Regions from separate parts of the Homo sapiens genome. Here region 1 is linked to region 2. Evidence: read pairs that join two places in POLR2A ChIA-PET (ENCODE). Cell type or tissue: GM12878. All regions are shown on one strand. Each heading gives the region's core, and the rest is flanking DNA. Links, peaks and the distances in the headings are about the cores only.

Region 1 (10,048 bases), core at 1,226-9,225, 140 kb after region 2:
TGTCCCAGCCCTCTGCACTCTACCATGAGGAAAATTAAACTACTGAATTTTGATTCAGTTTGGGCTGTGTCTTTTAACAAAAGCCCTATCTCTAGCAATCCTGTACTTTGTCCTGGTTAGTGCACAAGGATTAATGTACTGCAGGTCTTACCTTTTCCTTTGGACTGTGAATTCCGTAAGGTCACAGAGTTTGACAAGCTCATCTTTGTCTTCCCGCCATCTTACCCGACACCTGGGGATGTACAGCTGTTTCATAAGTGCATGTTGAAATGAAATAAAATGAATGTAGTACATACCAGAAGGTTGTTTCTTTTAAATAAGAGTATAGTTGAATCTATGCATTCATGCATGCATCAAATTTATATTGGTTATTTCTTGTGTGAAAGATCTCTAAGCTCTCTCCTCAGCTTCAAATATGAAGAAACCTTCTGTTGAGCTGATGAGGAAAAATAAACATAAATTTTTTAAATGACCTGTGTAAGGTAATTAAGCTATTAAAATGTCTTTCAGTACAAAACACTATTATCTATCTATGTATATGTACATTTTCACACCAGGTTCAGACTCTCTTTTCTACTTAGGTTATGGGGAAAAGCTCATCAGCTTCAGTTGAGATTTTCATTGCTTTGAAGAACTCATTCCTAATTTTCATTGTCTTAAAAAATGATAAAAACTTCTTCATTTTTTTTACCACATTTTTTGTCACATGCATTTATTGTCTTCTCTGCAGTCTCGCTATGCATCTCTCAACAGCCTCTTGACTCCACCCTGTTCTTGCATTGCTCCCTCTGGGGGAGTAGAACAATATGGCCAACACTCACGTAGCACTTACTGTGTGCGAGGTATTATATTGTAAGCACTTCACACTTAATAACTCATATTTACCTTCTGAGGTAGGTTAAGAAAAAAAAAAAGGTAGGTAGGTAGGTAGTTTTTGCATCTGCAAAACCCCACTTTGCAGACGAAAAAGTTGAGATTAAGTAACTTGCTCAAACCCCACATCTGGTAAACCGTAGAGCTGGAATTTGAACCCAGGCAGTCTGTCATTAGAATCAGTGCCCATGACCACCATGATCTACAGTCACAGGATACAATGAAGATGGTGCATTGGACACATTTGAATGTAATCCACATGCAGATAAGGTTTGCATATGCTAGTGGGGAAACCCTTTGAATACTACCAGGACTCTGTATCATCTAGTCAATCTGTAACACCCGAAGGGAGTTCACATTTTTGCTATACTGCCATCCAGCGTAATGTCAGCTCTGTATTCAGGCACAGGAGGAGATATAGTTGTGGATACTCAGTAAGTACTTACAAAATATGAAGGATCATTAAACAAGAAAAGCAGATATTAATAACTTCACCTCTGTGGTTGTAATCAGTAGGCTTCCCTTTTATGAGATAAGGAATTACTTTATAATGTCAATGTTGTTTTTCTATATATCTATGTTGGGCTGTTCTTGCATTGCTATAAAGAAATACCTGAGCTGGGTAACTTATAAGAAAGACGTTTAGGCCAGGTGCGGTGGCTCACACCTGTAATCCCAGCACTTTGGGAGGCTGAGACGGGCAGATCACCTGAGGTCTGCAGTTCAAGACCAGCCTGACCAAAATGGAGAAACCCCATCTCTACTAAGTAGTGGCACATGCCTGTAATCCCAGCTACTTGGGAGGCTGAGGCAGGAGAATCGTTTGAACCCAGGAGGTGGAGGTTGCGGTGAGCAGGGATCACGCCATTGCACTCCAGCCTGGGCAACAAGAGCGAAACTCCGTTTCAAGAGAAAAAAAAAAGAGGTTTGATTGGCTCACAAGTCTGCAGGGTGTACCAGAAGCGTGGCGCCAGCATCCGCTTCTACAGAGGCCTCAGGAAGCTTAAAATCATGGTGGAAGGTAAAGGGGAGCAGGGACTTCACGTGGCTAAAGCAAGAGCAAGGAGAAGAGAGCCAGTGGTAGGAGGTGCCACACTCTACAACAACCAGATCTCGTAAGGATTCACTCACTATCAAGAGAACAGCACCAAGCCATGAAGATCCACCCTGATGACCCAAACACCTCCCACCAGGCCCCACCTCCAACACTGGGGATTACAATTCAACATGAGATTTTGAGGGGACATCCAAATGAGATCACTATCCTTGAATGCAGCAGAATGTAGTGATACTCTCGAACTGAGTATAAGTGTCTGCTACTGTACAAAGCATATTACTCATGGCCTCTTTATTTACACTGGTGTGTTGTAATTTAAGTTGGCTGTTGCTATAGTTTGATGTTCAGCCACTTGCAATCTTGGCTAGCTAACATAAACTCAGAAGTTTGGAGTCATACAGAGATTCTTGTTTCCAATATAGTATGTAATATAGTGATTTGGTGTGGGGGTGTCAATTTGATGACTTCAATATCTGTTACCCAAACATATCAAAAAAATACAGTCTGTTTCAGTCTTTTAGACTGTTATAAAGCCAAATGAGGTCATGTCTGTAAACTGCTTTCAGCTCTTTGGTGGAAAATACATTATAAACAGTGTGTCTTCTTCTTATACATAATAACTTGTTGCTGGGGAAGAGCTCAAAATTACCTTACATGGAATATAAGATATTCATGGAGGTATTTGGAAATCTATATCAGTCTCCTTTGTACTTATTTTTGGAAATGGCAATTTTTCCCAAATAAGAAATAGAAACTTATATGGGCAAATGTGGACTGTTAGAATAAAGTTTTCCTTTATTAAAAATTCTTCCCCAAACTAGACAAACAAGTAAAACCAGATAGGATGTGTGTGTGTGTGTGTGTGTGTGTGTGTGTGTGTGTGTGTGTAATTTTTATGAGACAAATTGGGTCTATTGATCTTAGGAGCTATTCAATCACTATATAATCAGAGAAGAAGACAGCTTGATGCTAGTATCTTTGTATGGTGGTTGTTTCTGAACTATACTGTATTGCTTTCCTATCATGCACATTGATATGTACACTGAGGTTCATTCTGCATTTGCGAAATAACTCATGAGCAAGCCAATGTTCAAGATAACTCAAGTGAAAATAACATCATAAAGGTGTAATAACTATCTAACTATATTGGATCCTGGGATGTTGGGAATTGGGAGAGGCCAATCCTGGATGTGCTGGCTCACTAACTGGGATCCTAGGTTGTTTGAGAACCTGGAGGCAATGTCATGAGCAGGCAACATGATCACTCTGACTGACCCGGCAAGGAGGCACCCAAAGTCCCATCAGAGACTTTGGAGATGCCACAGGCAGGTGTGAGGCTGAGATGGACACCAGATGAGTGACAAAGGGCCTGGCACAAAGGGCCCTGCATGGATTTAGTAGAGCATTCCTCAGCCATTTCAGCTGGCTTCTATGCCTACCTGCTTGGGAAGACTTCCCTCCTTGGCAACTTAACAGGGACTAGACAAACTCTGGCCAGATATTTGGAGCACACAGAAGCAGTTCTACAGATCTGTATTGCAATTATTTGTTTTACACAGATAAATAAAAACTGAGATTAAAACTTTGTTCAAGAGAAATAAGTTATTAATCCCCCCAGGATTTTAAAAATTCATTTCTGAATCAATTTCATTAGAACAGAAATAAGTCTACCTCAATGGGACAGATATGGAGAGTAGGCTGAAATGAATGGAAAACTAGATTGCAGTGCTGTCTGGTGGGTGTTGATAACAATGAGGTGCTCCTTCTACCAAAGCAGTGTGTCCAGGGCAGGTGAGATGCTCAGAGATTAGGGTAGGGCAGGACTTCAGGGGGAGCCTGTCTAGCAGGAAAGATAATTGTTCATTTTACAGTTTGACCTCAGGTCTAAAGAGTCTGCTTGGGGCTGGCCTTGAAGAAGGATGCATCGTCCCTGCTTTCTGGCAAAGGTAGACTTTCTTATTTGAATCCTAAAGCCTAAAAGAAAAAGAAGAAAAAGAAATTGTCATTAATAACTGTTGGTGACCTAAAACATTACACGTCACTCAAACTAATATTCCTGTTGAATGTTGTTATCACATGTCACTCAAACTAATATTCCTGTTGAATATTGTTATTTAATTACATTGAAATTATTGACCTGCTTGTTATACTAATGAAAGAAAGAAAAATTGGTAAGTGTAAACCTATCAGTGAAATGGTGCTGCTAACTCAAGGGACTTATCGGTAGAATGACCCCATAAAGTTTTCATCTCAAGTAAGGCAAAGCCATGTAAGGAAAAAATTCAGCCGGGCATGGTGGTTCATGCCTGTAATCCCAGCACTTTGGGAGACCAAAGCAAGAGGATTGCTTGAAGCCAGGAGTTCAAGACCAGCCTGGGCAGCATGGTGAGACCCCTTTTAGTTTATTTTGTTGTTGTTGTTGTTGTTGTTAGTGCTTATCTATGTCTTGTTATATTTTTACCCCAAATACATTATTTGTATTAACTGTTTTCAGTTCATAGAATGTGGATGTATTTCCATGGCAGTAAGTTTTTCTGTACAACCCATATAATCATTTCAATGGGTGCATTATATTCTGTAATATGAATCTCTCATCGTTTAGCTGATCTTAAATTTTAATCTTTTTATTGAACATCCAGGTTTGCTTTCTCTTCTTGAACAAAATACAGATGGTAATTCCTATGTATATCTTTGTTTTCTTGCTTAGTGAGGGTAGAAACAAGGTCTCTTGTTTACTGCTGCATTCCCAGGAATTAACAACGCACATAGTAGACGTGTAGTATAGTAAATATGAACTGAGTGAATTAATGGCCTGGTTATTTCCATAGGATTAGGAGCGGGACTTGATGGTGAGGCAGGCAGCCTGGTGATTGGGGTGGTTGAGCTGCTTGTGGCAGGGACTAGAAGTCATCTAGGTTTGCTGACGCTAGAGATTGCCTGGGAGAGAGGAAGAGGCACAAAACTGGAGTTGACTTCTTCAGATACTTGCTGAATGCCTACTGTACACATAACGGCAGGAAATAAAAATCACTTCCTCTCTTGCTTTGTTTTTCCAAAGCGGTCAGTCTCCCTCCTGCAGGAAACCAAGGTTTGAGGCCAGTTTCAGGCCAGTGTTCCTTGTCCTGTTCACCATTTTATGCCAGCAGTAAGTAGAGAAGAATGGCAAAGGGCCTACCAGATTTAAGTCTCTACCACTTACTGGCTCTGTGACCTTGACTTGCCTAACCCCTTGAACCCTGGTTTTATCTCTGCAATATAGGAGTGATAATAATAGCTAATAATAATAGTTGTTGTACCTTGCAGGGAGTAAGAGATTAATAAGGGTTAACTATTGCTAGCTAATATTATTATGGATTCAGTAAGCTTCCATATGTTCCCTTTCATCCTTTTTCATGAGAGAAAGCCACTGTTAGCCCCAGACACACCAATGTACTGACACATGTATATATGTTGAGTTTTCTAAAACACAATCATTTTATGAATTAGGGACTATTTGCAGCTACAGTGGCTGTACAGTAACACACTCTTTGATTGAGCAGAGAAATTTTTGTTCTTGTTCACCTAGCTTTTAAGTCATGCTTTTTCACCACATAGCTATTAATAAATGATAGTGCCTGGCACCTCGGTGAGAAGAGTCACTATTTACCAACACCCCCACCCCTACTCCTGCCCTCTTACAGTAGGAGAAAAGGTCTGTATGAGCTCGATGGGAAGCTGTTTCTGAGCTTAGGATTGGGAGAACAAGCTGCAAAATGTCAGTTGTGGGGTTCAGAATTTCAACGTATGTTGCTCTTTCAAAATAGAATAAATTGTTCATTTCTTCTCAGCTGACCACAGATGACTCAAAGATAACCCTAAAACCTCGAAGGAGAAGGAAGGGAAGTGAGCCCTGATGCGGAATGAGCAGTATTGTATATTACTGAAAGATGTGGAGCTCTGAATATAAAAAGATAGAGAGTTAAGGGCCAGGTGCAGTGGCTCACACCTGTAATCCCAGCACTCTGGGAGGCCGAGGTGGGTGGATCACCTGAGGTCAGAAGTTTGAGACCAGCCTGACCAACATGGTGAAACCCCATCTCTACTAAAAAAACAAAAGTTAGCCAGGCATGGTGGTGCATGCCTGTAATCCCAGCTACTCAGGAGGCTGAGGCAGGAGAATTGCTTGAACCCAGGAGGCGGAGGTTGCAGTGAGCCGAGACCACGCCATTGCACTCCAGCCTGGGTGACAGAGCAAGACTCTGTCTCAAAAAAAAAAAAAAAAAAAGAGAGAGAGTTAAAAGACAGAGATATGGTTTACTTTAAGAAAAATTCTTGAATTACCCCCCAAAGTTATTTATTTATTTTTTTTGAGATGAAGTTTTGCTCTTGTTGCCCAGGCTGGAGTGCAGTGGCATGATCTTGGCTCACTGCAACCTCCAATTCCCAGGTTCAAGCAATTCTCCTGCCTTAGCTTCCCGAGTAGCTGGGATTACAGGTGTCCATTACCACACCCAGCTAAGTTTTTTTTTTTTTTGTATTTTTAGTAGAGACAGTTTCACCACGTTGGCCAGGCTGGTCTCGAACTCCTGACCTAAGGCGATCCACCTGCCTCAGCCTCCCAAAGTGCTGGGATTACAGGTGTGAGCCACCGCGCCCAGCCCCAAAAGATCTTTAAAATGACATTTCTTAGAATCCCATCAAGTTCAAAAGTGTAGAGTTAGAAGATGAGAGGTATATGTCTCAGGGACTTACCAACTTGAGCAGGAGCTGCAGGCTCCTGGTGGTAGACAGAAGACCAGGTCGTGTGTTCAACTTGAATCTTGGTGATAGGGCAGGTGACCATTCCTCTCTTGAATTTAAGGAGCCATTGATAAAACAACTGTTAATATGTTAAACACCCACCTTGGAGTCACAGAAGAGACTCCAGGCATCGTCCCACCTAAATCTCTATTAGTCGATTGTAAGAAAAACAGGCCATTATAGGTTGAACATCCCTAATCCAAAAATCTGAAATCCAAAATGCTCCAAAATCTGAAGATTTGTGAGCAATGACATGACACCACAAGTGGGAAATTCCACACCTGACCTCCTGGGACAGGTTGCAGTCAAAACACAAGCTTCTTTCATATGCAAAATCATGAATGATGTTATATAAAACTACCTTCAGGCTATGTGTATGAGGTGTGTATGAAACATAAATAAATTTTGTGTTTAGATTTGGGTCCCAACCCCAAGATATCTAATTATATATCATACAAATATTCCAAAATTTGAAAAAAATTCAAGGAGGTTTCAACTCTTTCCAGCTGTCTTCTTCCATCACCTAGAGCAGAGGTTGCTGTCATCATCAATCACTTCTATTCCAAGTCCCTTCTTGGCAAAAGTGTGGGCTGCCAGACCAAAACTGGACTTTCATAAACATATCTGTATCAGCCAAGTGAGTGGCTGCATGGATTCTCCAGAAAAACCACCTTGGTCCCAGTGGACTGTGCCCTATGAAACTCTCTTGACCATCCTCAGAGAAAGATGCGTCTCAGTGTAATTTGGCCCTGTACTACTTCCAAAGACCTTCAGATACCAAGCCACAGCACATCAAAGCTGCCATCAAAATATAATGAGGCTGGTATTCTAAAATGTTCAAAAAAAGAAACCCAAATAATCCAGCCCTTGGTATAAACAGGCTTTTACTCTCAAGTCGGGAAGATAAACTGACACATATGCTTCCATTAAAAGGTTGACAAACTACTAAAAATATAGTGTATGTACTTAGAACGTTTTGCTTTCATCTGTGAGGTCAATATCAACTGGATTTATAATGTTCTGCACTTCAGATATTGACGTTGGAATGAGTGAAAAATAACTATTAAAACGTTTTTTCATTGTACCCTTAAAAACAAAAACAAGAAGGGGCTGACTCTTCTGCAAATTTTGGATACCGTTTAAGACCTCAGAAAGTCTGGAGTGAACCATAGTTTCCAAAGCCTGCTGGCAGCGTCAGCCTAAGAGAGCAAGTGGCATGCACAAGTGACTGAATCAAGACCACAACAAAGTATGGAAGAACTGGGCGGACAGCATCAGGAGTATTGGCAGGAACTTGAAAACCACCAGACTGGTTCCCATTGCAGTGTTCGATAGTCTTTCCTTTGCTTACAGCTGTAGTTTGCTGCTTCCTATGAGGAAGGCCCTCCTTCCCCTCTTCTCTCCTTGTCCACCCCGCTTAGGTGTCTCTTAAATTGATGGTAAATAATGAAAATCCTTGGCAAGGTATAATCATGCCTGATGACTACACTAAGTATGTGCATTTGTATATCCGAGGGTCAGGGCGATGATGAGGGAAACCAGCCCCTCTGTAATCAAAATAACTTGATAACACATATCATATATTATAAATATTTAAAACAGTTAACAAAAATATTTCTGATATTTTACTCCCTCAAGGGCATAGGCCCTTTATTCAACAAATACCATGACTGTCTTTCTTCTAAAATGTATATCTGAATCTCTTTTCAGACACGCACCTCATTTTGTTTATTACCTTTGATTTCAAAATGTACATTTGAGACCGGCGCAGTGGCTCACACCTGTAATCCCAGCACTTTGGGAACTGAGGTGGGTGGATCACTTGAGGTCAGGAGTTCGAGACCAGCCTGGCCAACATGGTGAAACTCCATCTCTACTAAAAATACAAAAATTAGACAGGCATGGGGGTGCACACCTGTAGTCCCAGCTACTTGGGAGGCTGAGGCACAAGAATCTCTTGAACTCAGGAGGCGGAGGTTACAGTGAGCCAAGATGACACAACTGCATTCCAGCTTGGACGATAGAGCAAGACTCCATCTCAAAAAAAAAAAAAAAAAAGTATGTTTGAATCTGGTCTCAAAATGTGTACTAGAGTTTGTATTGTATGTTTATTAACTTTTGAGTCCAAGGATTCTTTTCTTTGTAGACTGCAAAACAATTTCTAGAAAGGTGGTGAGGAGGCGGGCTTAGGTTGTACTCAAAATAGAACACTTGTGAAAAATGGTATGTTACGAATTCAGAGGGAGCTGTCACCAGGCTGGTGGATGTCCAACTCATTTCTTCCTGATTGTAGATTTTTTTTTTTTTTTAGGGAATGGCAAAAGCCATATTAGAAAGAAATTTGCTAATAGCAGGAGTGTGTGCTAACATAGATCTTCAGAAGATTTAAAAATCTTACTTAACGCCTTCATAAATCCAAAGCATGGAAGTATGAACAAAAGTTTTATGAAGAGCTGCTGATTCCAGCTACCGTTCTTTTTTCAAGTCTCTTATGTTAACAAGATACCTGTGTTGTTCCATTTACATTACAAATTAGAAGAAAGTTAATATGAGACAGACCCTTGCTTGCTTAAATGGCAAGAGTAAGGGCAAGAGCAAAGCCAGTTGATGAGTTAAGTTGTTCATTATTGCCTGCATTTACTCATTCAATCATTCATTTATTCAACACTGAAAGATTACGTTTTGTTGGGCCAGACCCCATGCCCAGTGCCATATAAATAAAGCTTTGTGGGGTGAGATAAGGAAAAATTAAAATAAGTACTATATGACAAGCAAAATAACGGAAGGAGATGTAAGAGAAGTACAGAGAAAAGATGGCTTAATTCTACTTGGGAGAAGTTACTCAAAGGAGATCTCTGGGAACTTCAGCTGGTATTAAAGAATGAAGATGTTTTTCATTGGGTTTTAGAGGGAAGGAAGGATGATTCTAGGCAGAGACAAGAGCAAGCCCAAGTGCACAGAGACATGATTCAGCACGGCACATTTATGAAATTTCAACTGTCACTGGAGCACAGTTTGCAAGGCAGAAAGCAGTAATAGATGAGGCTAGAATTTCAGATAATATCCAGATGGAAGTCAAAGTTATTTTTGAAGCAATGGAAGCTGTGGAAGGGTTTCAAGTAGGGTGTGCTCCGGTCAGATTTTCATTTAGAGGGATCAGTCTGGTGACAATCTTGGGGTTGGATGAGAAGGAGAAGCAGCAGAGAGTTAATCAGCAATAATCCCTGTGAGAGAGGGTGGGGCCCAAGCTAAGGCTGGGGCAGTGGGGATGGGGAGAATATGTATTCAGTAAATATTTGGGGGTAGCATCAGCGGTTTCTAGCAGCAAATGGATGGTAA
Region 2 (10,048 bases), core at 988-8,987:
CCAGACTGATGGGGGAGCTCCAGAGGAAAGACGGCCCACTGGGGGTCCCAAGGAGGGCAGGAATGGTTGGCCTCTGGTACCCTGTAGTGTTCATCATGGCCTTGCACAAAACTGCAGCCAATCTGAAGATGCAGCTGATGGAGGCTGTCCACCAGCCCCCTCCACCAAGCAGATTGTTCTGAAGTGAGACTGAGCAATGCACCACCAGGGCCACCACATGGGGGTAGCAGATGTAGTGTGTGGGTAACGGAAGCTCCAAAAGAGCAGGACTAGCTTTTTTTTCTTTTCTTTTCTTTTCTTTTTTTTTTTTTTTTTGAGACAGAGTCTCAATCTGTCACCCAGACTGAAGTGCAGCAGCATGATCTCGGCTCACTGAAACCTCCACCTCCCAGGCTCAAGCGATTCTCCTGCCTCAGCCTCCCGAGTAGCTAGGATTACAGGTAGGCACTACTACCACTCGGCTAATTTTTATATTTTTGGTAGAAACAGGGTTTCACCATGTTGGCCAGGCTGGTGTTGAACTCTTGACTTCAGATGATCCACCCACGTTGGCCTCCCAAAGTACTGGGATTACAGGTGTGTGCCACCACGGCCCGTGTATTTTTAAAATTTTGCCTTTTCTCATATTTTAGCCCTAATGCTTTGACACATTCAAATTTCATTCAAAAGTTTGTCAAATGAACTAATGAATATATGTCAAGAAACTGAGAGAGTAGAGCATAGAGATAAAGTCTTCCCATTAGGGTTACAGTCCAGCTCCACCACTTACTAACTCATCTTAGGAAAACTATCACTGAATGGGAATGGTGATAAATAGCTCCTACTCTGTGGGTCTTTGTGAGGATTTAAAGAGACTTTAGGAAGAAGACCCAGCACAGTATCTGGAAAATGGTATGCAATCAATGATAACTACTAGTAGTATGATTATTTCTGCCCCTTTCCATTATCTTTTGCAAGAAAACCTTTTAAGAACAAATAGAAACATGTTCAGGCAGTTGGACTACGTTACTTCTTCCTATATTAGACTTTTTTTCACTTTCTATATTAGACCCCGTGCTCCTGGAAAGTGATGAATCCATGTTTTCTTGCTTTGTAAATCATCATAGTGCCCCGAACAATGTTCTAAACACAGTTATTATTTACATCATATAGGTAGAATAAAGATGAAACAAGGGGAGAGTCACCCCGCAGACATTATCAGAGACTTAATGAGTTCTTGGGTGAGAGAGTAAGAATGTGAGTACTCTGTGAGTGTGTCAGAGCTGGAGGAGGGTGGGTTTCACCAATCCTAGATAAATATCACCCTGGATCCGTGTCTTCTCAGCCAGGGAAAGGAAGCAACTTGCTTTTCCTTTTGAACAAAGCCTGTGCCTGAATGAACATCTCTGGAGAGAAATGTGTTTGTACATTAAACTGGTAATTAAAGGTCCCCAAAAAACCAAGTCTCATTACTCAGCTTAAGGAGCTGCCTAGATAGCGTCTGGCATAGTGTCAAGTGTCTGCTTGGTGCAAAGCTGAGCCTGGAGTCGTCCCATAGGCTGGGGGACCTTGGAGACCTGCCTCCTGGGGCTCTCCTGCACCAGACTCATGTTTACATTGGGCTGATCATAAACCAAGCAGGTCCTCACACTTCTCAGGTTTCATTGTTCTCCTTTCTAAATATTTAAACAGGCTGTTAAGAAGAGGGCCGTGTCAACTGCCTGATTCAGTGAACATTACAATGGTTAATTGTCGGGATCACAACAGACGTCACAAACTCCAGGCAGGTTAAAATCTCTCAGCCTTGAGGAAAGCTGCTGCCAGTCATTCTTCTCTAGACTGAAAGAGTCTGTTAGAATCAAGTTCAGATAAGGTAACACTGATCACGTCAATTTCTTCTGCACAAAATAGAGCATGTGGTTTGTACTTTACAAATATTTGTCTAATTAATCACTTTCACTGAGGCAGGGAGATAATAATACCTTATCTTTGTAAAATGCTTCCTATTTGCAAAGCACTTTCACCCATATCATCTAATTTGCTCTTTATTGTTGGGTGTTATTTCTTAGCCAGACTAGGGATGATCCTAGTTATTAATATTAATATTAAAAGCAACCACCACCCCAACCATAGCAGCTGATTTACTGACAGCTTTCTATGTTCCATGCACTGTTTTAAGTACATTACAAGTAGGATGATCAGTGGGAACAGACACCAAAAGAATAAAAAAGATCATGCATTTGCTTTGCACATATTGAATTTTATGCACTTGCTGGGAGGATGCTATACTTGGAATATTTTTCCCCTCCAAACCTCATGTTGAAATTTGATCCCCATTGTTGGAGGTGGGGCCTAACAGGAGGTGTTTGGGTCAAGGTGTGGATCCCTTATGAATGACTTGGTGCTGTTCTCAAGGTAGTGAGTTCTTGCTCTGTTAGTTCCCTCGGCAGCTGGTTATTAAAAAAAAAAAAAAAAAAAAAAGCCTACCCCAGCCCCTGGCTCTCCCTTGCTTCCTCTCTCACCATATGATCTCTGCACAAGCCAGCTCTGGCTCCTGTTCACCTTCCACGATGAGTGAAAGCAGCCTGGGGCCTTCACCAGGAGCAGATGCTGGCACCTGTTTCTTGTACAGCCCGCAGAACTGTAAACCAAGTCAATCTCTTTTTCACAAATTCCCCAGTCTCAGGTATTCCTTCACAGCAATATAAAACTGATTAAGACAGAGGTACTCAGGGTGGCACATTTTTGGACAGTTTCTCCTAGGAAAAACCTTGCTCCCTACAACTAACTTCGATTCTCTCCATCATCCTTTCCATGGCTTCCAAGACGTTCCAGGATCTAGCTCCTTTTCTGTAGTATTCTGAATAAGCCAAATAACTATAATTGATAATAACACAACACTAATGGGGCATGCCTATATGTTAGGCTTTGTTGTAAGCAGTTTCAAGGCATTCTCTCATTTAATCCTCACAACAGCACCATGAGGTGGGTAGAGTTATTGTCTCTATTTTCAGATCAGGAAACTGAGGCATAAAGAGGTTAAGCAATGTGCCTGCGGTCACACAGCTATTAAGTGGTGTGCTGGGACTCTAGCTCACATGGTCTGGCTCTAGTGTCTGTGTTCTTAATCACCACACTGTGTTTCATGGCTGGTAGATTGTGGCATCCCTTTCTGCCAAGATTGGACCTAACTTGACAAACATGGGGTCAGTGAGCCCCGTTGACACCTCTTTGCTCTAGATGAAACAATGAAGGCTCAAAGAGGTCACGTGACCTTCTGAGGAAGTCCCTTCTCAATCTTCAATGTCCAAGTTCATTGCTAATTTTACTATGCCATGCTGTCCTCCTGATATGGTTTGGATTTGTGTCACTGCCCAAATCTCATGTTGAATTAGAGGAAGGGCCTACTAGGAGGTGATTGGATCATGAGGATGGATTTCCCCCTTTCTGTTCTCCTGACAGTGAGTGAATTCTCATGAGATATGATGGTTTAAAAGTGTGTGGCACTTCCCCCTTTGCTCTGTCTCCTGCCACCACGTGAAAAAGGTGCTTGCTTCCTTTTCACCTTCTGCCATGATTGCAAGTTACCTGAGGCCTTCCTGTCATGCTTCCTGTTAAGCCTGTGGAACTGTGAGTCAATTAAATATTTTTTCTTCATAAATTACCAAGTCTCAGGTAGTTCCTGATAGCAGTGTGAGAACAGGCTAATACACCTGCCAAGTTTTAGCATCTCAAACTGAGATACCAAAGCATAAGAGGCAGGTGTCAACTATTTTTTTAAATTAAGCTCTTGGGAGTTGCATAGCGCCCCCCACCCCCGCCAATTAAAATTCATTTTTCACTTTCCTCCATAAAAATGCTTACTTTTGTAATTAATCAGAGAGGAAGAAACCACCAGAAGCCTTCATTTGCTTGGCCTTTCTGGTTGGCCAGCTGTTCTTTGGACATTTGTGTGTTAAACTCCTGGAGGCAGAGTCTTCTTTTCCAAGCTCTCCTGTCTAGGTGCTGACTGCCTGCACTTTTGCTGCCCCATGGTCGTGTTGACTTGAGTTTCCAGAGGGGAGCTGATGTGGGGTATGTCCAGCCTATTCTGGACAAGAGGATGCAACACACTATTACACAAGTTGCCCACACACCAATTAGGCAAATAGTCTACTTTTGCAGGAATTAGACATTTCTTACATTGAGGAAAAGTTGTCCTGGCTGAGGCCTCCTGGTTTGCTCCAGTGGGAATCAAATTATTGGTTTGTAAGAGAACATTTCTGCAATTATCCCTGAAAGAGCACCATCTACCATCTTGTGGGCTACATTTTTTTTTCCCACTTGACTGTCTCTGTAGTTTTATTTGTTTTTAGTTTAGATTTTTTTTTAAACACAGCTTATTACCACTTTTTAAATCTGCATGAAAGTGGAAAATGGTTTTTCCTTATAAAAGACTGTGAGTATCAGGGTAACCTCTACTCTGCCTTCAAACAGGACTGAGATTACTGGCCACTCCCACTGCTGACCACTTTTGAAGTGCTTAGTGAGTTACGCCTGTGAACCTGTTAGCACCACGCTCCACGAGGGTCAAACATTTTCAAATGATCATAATGTGGTTGCTAAAGACACAGCCTCTGTGAGACTTGAAATGTCACAATTGTTTAAACAGTCCTGAGAAAATGACCCTGAAATCACATCCACCTGGGCGAAGCCCATTTCCCCTCCACTTGAAAGCACCACGGTACACACACACACACACCTCCAACATATACAGATGTTATCAGAACTCCAGAAAGCACCAAAACACTGCACTGCACACCACTTCATTTAATTAAAAAACCACTAGTTCTCAACCTCGGCTGCACATTACAATCCCCTGGGGAGCATGGCTACCTTTTGAACATTCTGATGTCCAGGACTGACAACCCAGAGGTTGTGATTTAATTGTTTTGGATAGGGCATGGTGACCAACTGTCCCTATATGCCCAGGACTGAGAAGTTTCCAGGATGTAGGACTTTCGGTGCTAAAACACAGAAGATTCCAGGAATCTGGGACTAGCTAGTCACCCTGGTGGAGACAGGCTGTTTTTGTAAATGTCCCTGGCGATTCTATTCTGCAGTGAGGGTTGAGAACCATTGGGCTAAACTTTCTCAACTTTAACCCACATGCTGAGGACAAGTAACTTAAAACTTGAGAAAATATTGTTCTTTTGTAGAGGATTTCTTTTTTCATACTACTACTAATAAAGAGACCCTCTGTAAATGAGTCCTGGCCAACTGGTGCCTTGCCTTCCCTTCAAGGGCCCCAAAAGAGTCACTGTTCCTGGGAGCAGCTTGCTATTTCCTCCCCTCACTGGGCAGAAATCCACACAATGAGCCCCTCTGTTAAAGTAAGGAGGGAATATGGAGTTGATTATTTTATAATTAAAGAAGACTCTGGGGGAGATGTTTTGCTCAGGAGCCCAGCATTCCAAACTGGGTCACTGTGAGCTGGAGCTGTCATCAGCCCTAACCAGCAGGAAATACCAAGCAGAGCAGATATTCTTTCTTTACTTTTCAGTTGACTTTCACGTGACTTGTTTACATCCAGCAAGGCTTGTAATAATGCCTTGTTTATATCCATCATCTTCCTCCTGAGTTGCCAAGCTGGGAATGGAAGAAGAGCATGTATACCTGGGAAACTTCTAGACATACTGTGGCTCTCAACCCTGGTATCATATTAAATCAGCTGGGAAGCTTTTAAGAATCCAGATGCTCAGGCCCAACCCCCATTCAATTAGGTCAGGATCTCTGGGGGTGGGAACCAGGAAATGCTTTCTGAAATCTCCCCCGGGGCATTATAACATATAGCCAGGGCTGAGAATCACTGCTTTAGAGTACTGATTCTCAAGGTGTGGACTCGGAACTAGCTGCATCAGCATCACCTGGCAACTTGTTAGAAATGCACATTCTCAGGGCCCATCCTGGACCTACTGAATCAGAGACTGTGAGGATAGTCCCCGGCAATTGATTTTAACAAGTCTTAGGTAATTCTCAGGCATGATAAAATTGAGAACCAGTCTGGATGACAAGGCTGTAATATTATTTTTTTTAATCTGCTGGGATACTTCCACTGTGAGCTGTTGCCTCTTATTTTCTTATCTGCAGCAAAACCCAAATTTCTCTTTTGATGACTGTCAGAAATAACATGGTTATTCCTGGCTCACCTGGGATGAAAAAACACAGATGACACACCTGGGTCTCTATGCTTATTTCTGGTCTGGGAACCAACAAAGCAATCTTATGAATAGCCATATGAAGCAGTGGAGGCAAATTATTTGGTTTCCTCTAATTAAGTCATCTGCTTTAGCATTGTCTTACAGGGTACAACTTTCTAGTCTTCTGCTGTCTCTTCATCTATCAAGCTTAGAGCTGCCAGAAAAAAAAAAAATGTGGCCCAAACAGGTTTAATTAGAGAGATACTGAGTTAAAGTTCCTGAGGAAAATCTATGATACCATAGGTTGGGGTGTTTATTGTGTAGAATTGGGGGTAGAGAACCTAAATTTACTCTAATTAAGCAGGGTTTGTGTCAACACTGGAGGATGGGAAGCCAGGCAGAGAGAAGAGGGTGATCAGCAGCAATCTGAGCCAAGAGAAGTGAAAGCAAAGATGACATGTTCTCCCATCTGGAGAGTTACTTAAATTTGAGCATCTAAAATCTTTTGACCCAAGAGTTACTGAGAGACACAAATGAGTATTTTTGTATTAGGGAAGCTCAAAGATTGTCATCTCCTGTCCTTTCCTTCAATATACAGGACCAAATCACAGGAAAAGACAGCTGACTTTGTACATGTCTTTATAAGTCTCTTACAATTTGGGGATCCAAAATGTTATTTTTTAATTTTTTTTTGAAGCAGAGTCTTGCTCTGTTACTCAGGCTGGAGTGCTTCAGCCTCCTGAGTAGCTGGGACTACAGGTGCACACCACCACACCCAGCTAATTTTTGTGTTTTTTTTGTAGAGACAGATTTTCACCATGTTGCCCAGACCAGTCTTGAACTACTCGCCTCAAGTGCTCTGCCTGCCTCAGCCTCCCAAAGTGCTGGGATTACAGGCATGAGCCACCATGCCCAGGCCCCAAAATGTTATTTTTTCAAAGTAAAAATCAAAGAATATTAGGTGGTGAACTAACCTGTATTCAGTTGCGCATATAATATATTTTAATCCTTATGGCAGCACTATGAGGTAAGTATCATTGGCTTGATTTTACAAATTAGAACACCGAGGATCAGAGACACTAAGCAAATAACTTATCTGTTAAATGACAGAGCTAAGATTCTAATCCAGGTTCGTCCAAACCTGAGGCCTTTCTTTGCTTCCTTGGTCCAAAAAATATTAACTGGAGCTTAGACTTGTGTAGCCAGCTGGCAGTTCTACATCCAACCACGACACAAATAGATTAGTCCAGAACTTCACCCATACAAGGAGACACTGTTGGGGCAATTCTCTATGGTGCTTCTACGTATCTTGTGATAGATTCTATCCCAGACTATCTTTCCAAGGATGTTTATAGAGCAAAGAGCCACAGAAGATATACGTCTCTCCAGGGAAGAGGACAGATTGGTTTTCTGACTATGATAAAATGGATAACATATCTCTCTGGGACAAAGGTTGGGTAAGTTTACTACGGCCTCCCCCTTATAAGTTTGAGGACTTCTGCTTGAGTTTTCTCAGACCCACTATGTGTACAACACCCATCCACCTGGGCCTGCCTCCGCATTGCCCTCACGGGACTTAAGAGGCAAGGGAAACCACTGTGGCCATGAGTGATAAAGTCCTTTATCTCTAACCTAGGAGTCTCATGTCTTCTGCCAGCATCAATGAAACTGTGGCAGGCTCACTTGTTAGCTTGCAAACAGGGTAAAATCTCAGACCCTTCACAGTCCTTGATAGACATGGATTCCTCCTCCTTAGTGTATGTAGCAGCACATGGAATTCCTTCAGACTTCCTTGGTTCTGAGTGAGCGCAACTAGCTGACTGGAGTTGGTGTGTTAGAATCGTCCCACTATTCCCTTTCTTCCTCTGTCCCTTTTGCCGCGATTACTGAACCTGAGCAGTCACTAGAATGGACAGTGGGGATTTAGGAAGACAGTGTTAAGCAGATGTTAACATCAAAAAGACCTGAGGCTCATGTGTATACCGAGTTGAAACCCCACTGTCATTGAATGAGGTTGAAAGTGACTTTAGTAGTTTAGGCTACTTTCCACTCAAAGGGGCAAACTTAATAGAACCTCTTGTCATTAATCCCTCCATGATGGAAGCTCATACCTAAAAAGGAAAGTGAAATTGACTCAATATTTACAACTCTATGGTGTCTTCTCTTTGATCTTAGTCCTGTTAGCAGCAGCAAATCATACGAGTATGCAGCAACCTCAATTCTTGCCTCTTCAGAAGAAATAATTCAACAAGGGGCATAAGGCAGAGGGAGAGACGGAGGCAAGTTTGAGAGCAGGAGTGGAAGTTTACTAAAAAGTTTACAGCAGGAACAAAACGAAGTAAAGTACACTTGGAAGAGAGCCAAGTGGGCGACTTGAGAGATTCAAGTGCATGACGATTTGACCTTTGACTTGGGGTTGTATACATTGGCATGCTTCCAGGGGGTTGCATTACTTCTCTCCTGATTCTTCCCTTGGGGTGGGCTGTCCGTGTGCCCGGTGGCCTGCCAGCACCTGGGAGGGGCTGCACGTGCAGTGTGTTTATTGAAGCTGTGCTCATGATCACTTGAGGTTCTTCCGTTACCAGCAGAGTGTTCCTAGAGGAACACTAGAGGTCATACACCGGGTAAACGCCTCCATTTTGCCTCTTAGTGTGCATGCTTAAGCCCACTTGCTCAACTCCTGAGATCTTATTGGGAAGCTGCTGATCACCAGTTTCAGGTGTTTTCTGTGTATTGGGAGACTGCCTTTCCCTGACGCTGGCTGCAACCCATTATTATTTTAGAGAGGCAGTTTAACAAACAACCGCCTGACCATCACCTGATGGTCGCCTGATAATCCTGGTTCAGGGGACCCTCTCCTGCCCTGCTCAAGTCTGCCTAACTACCTACTGTGACAGTCCTGTCTTCTAAATAAACATAGACTAAGGTGGATCTTCAAATACCTTCCATCTACCACCCATTTTTCCCATCCCCACACCCCCAAGTCTAGGCAAACATTTTCCAATCTATCAACCACTCCTTCTTAACATGAGGAATAGACCCTGTGCCCTTCCAGGCTTTCTCCTCTGAAGAGGCTCTATTTTGTCCACCTTTTCATCTAAGTCCTTTAAAAAAAAAATCATTTGGTTCTTGAATAGGCAATACCTGCATGCAGTACAGAATTCAAAAGATACAAGTGTGTTTCCTTCCCTGTCAAACTCCAGCCACCCACTCCCCTCCTCCAATCACTCTTACTGGTGTCTTATTGTCTTATTCTTCCTCCTATTCTGTATATAGTCAAGGTTCATTGAATAGGCTGAACATACAGGGCACAACCAGAAAACAGCTTTGGGTTGTTTTTTTCCTCATTACTATCTTTAAACTCAGCAGACGGTTTTTGTTTTTTGTTTTTTTCTTTTTTCCAGCATATCAGCCAAAATCTTTTAGGCATTCAAATGCCTGTTTTAGTATGAGATTTAAGTTTTAGTCTTACACTTGACACAATGCTTCTCTCTCCCCTGCAGCTCAGACTGGACCTTCAGACCAGGCACCAGCAGCAAAGAAGTGGAATGTAGTTTGTTACTTCCCTGTGCCTCTATCTCCTCTCCACTATTTCTGATGCCTCCAGGATTAGGGTTGTTAAAGGCGTGATTAGAGGGAAAGGAAGAGTCTTCCTTCATAAATACTGTTGTTATTCATCCTTGATGCCCTATGTGGCCATGTGCTAATATATCAATACAGTCTCAAGGCAGAACACAAAATAGGTGCTCAACAAGTGTTAAGTGAATGAATGAATTTATGAGTAAATGGATGACTGGAACTCAGCAATAGGTGTGTCCCAATTGACAAAAGATTAGAAAACACCAGCGTATACCATTAAAAAGGACAAAAAAAAATATGTATACACAGCT

Evidence for each region. Peaks named below come from ENCODE experiments on the same cell type or tissue, not always from the same donor. Only the 100,000 strongest peaks of a DNase experiment are listed, where the experiment ranks them.
Region 1: POLR2A ChIA-PET joins it to region 2 with 11 read pairs; 2 of 35 experiments call an interaction of 5 or more read pairs at or near these places.

The regions. Positions count from the first base shown.
Region 1 is chr6:16,087,425-16,097,472 of GRCh38, forward strand. No RefSeq gene overlaps it. Among named protein-coding and RNA genes, the nearest start is that of MYLIP, 37 kb to the right of the region's middle. In GM12878, for the core only: no CTCF peak of the experiment used is centred there; no DNase peak of the experiment used is centred there.
Region 2 is chr6:15,947,920-15,957,967 of GRCh38, forward strand. LOC105374949 (a long non-coding RNA gene) reads right to left here. Exons shown (of 4, transcript XR_926532.3): 4 at 8,576-8,753. Among named protein-coding and RNA genes, the nearest start is that of LINC02543, 42 kb to the right of the region's middle. In GM12878, for the core only: no CTCF peak of the experiment used is centred there; a DNase peak (open chromatin) is centred at 4,786.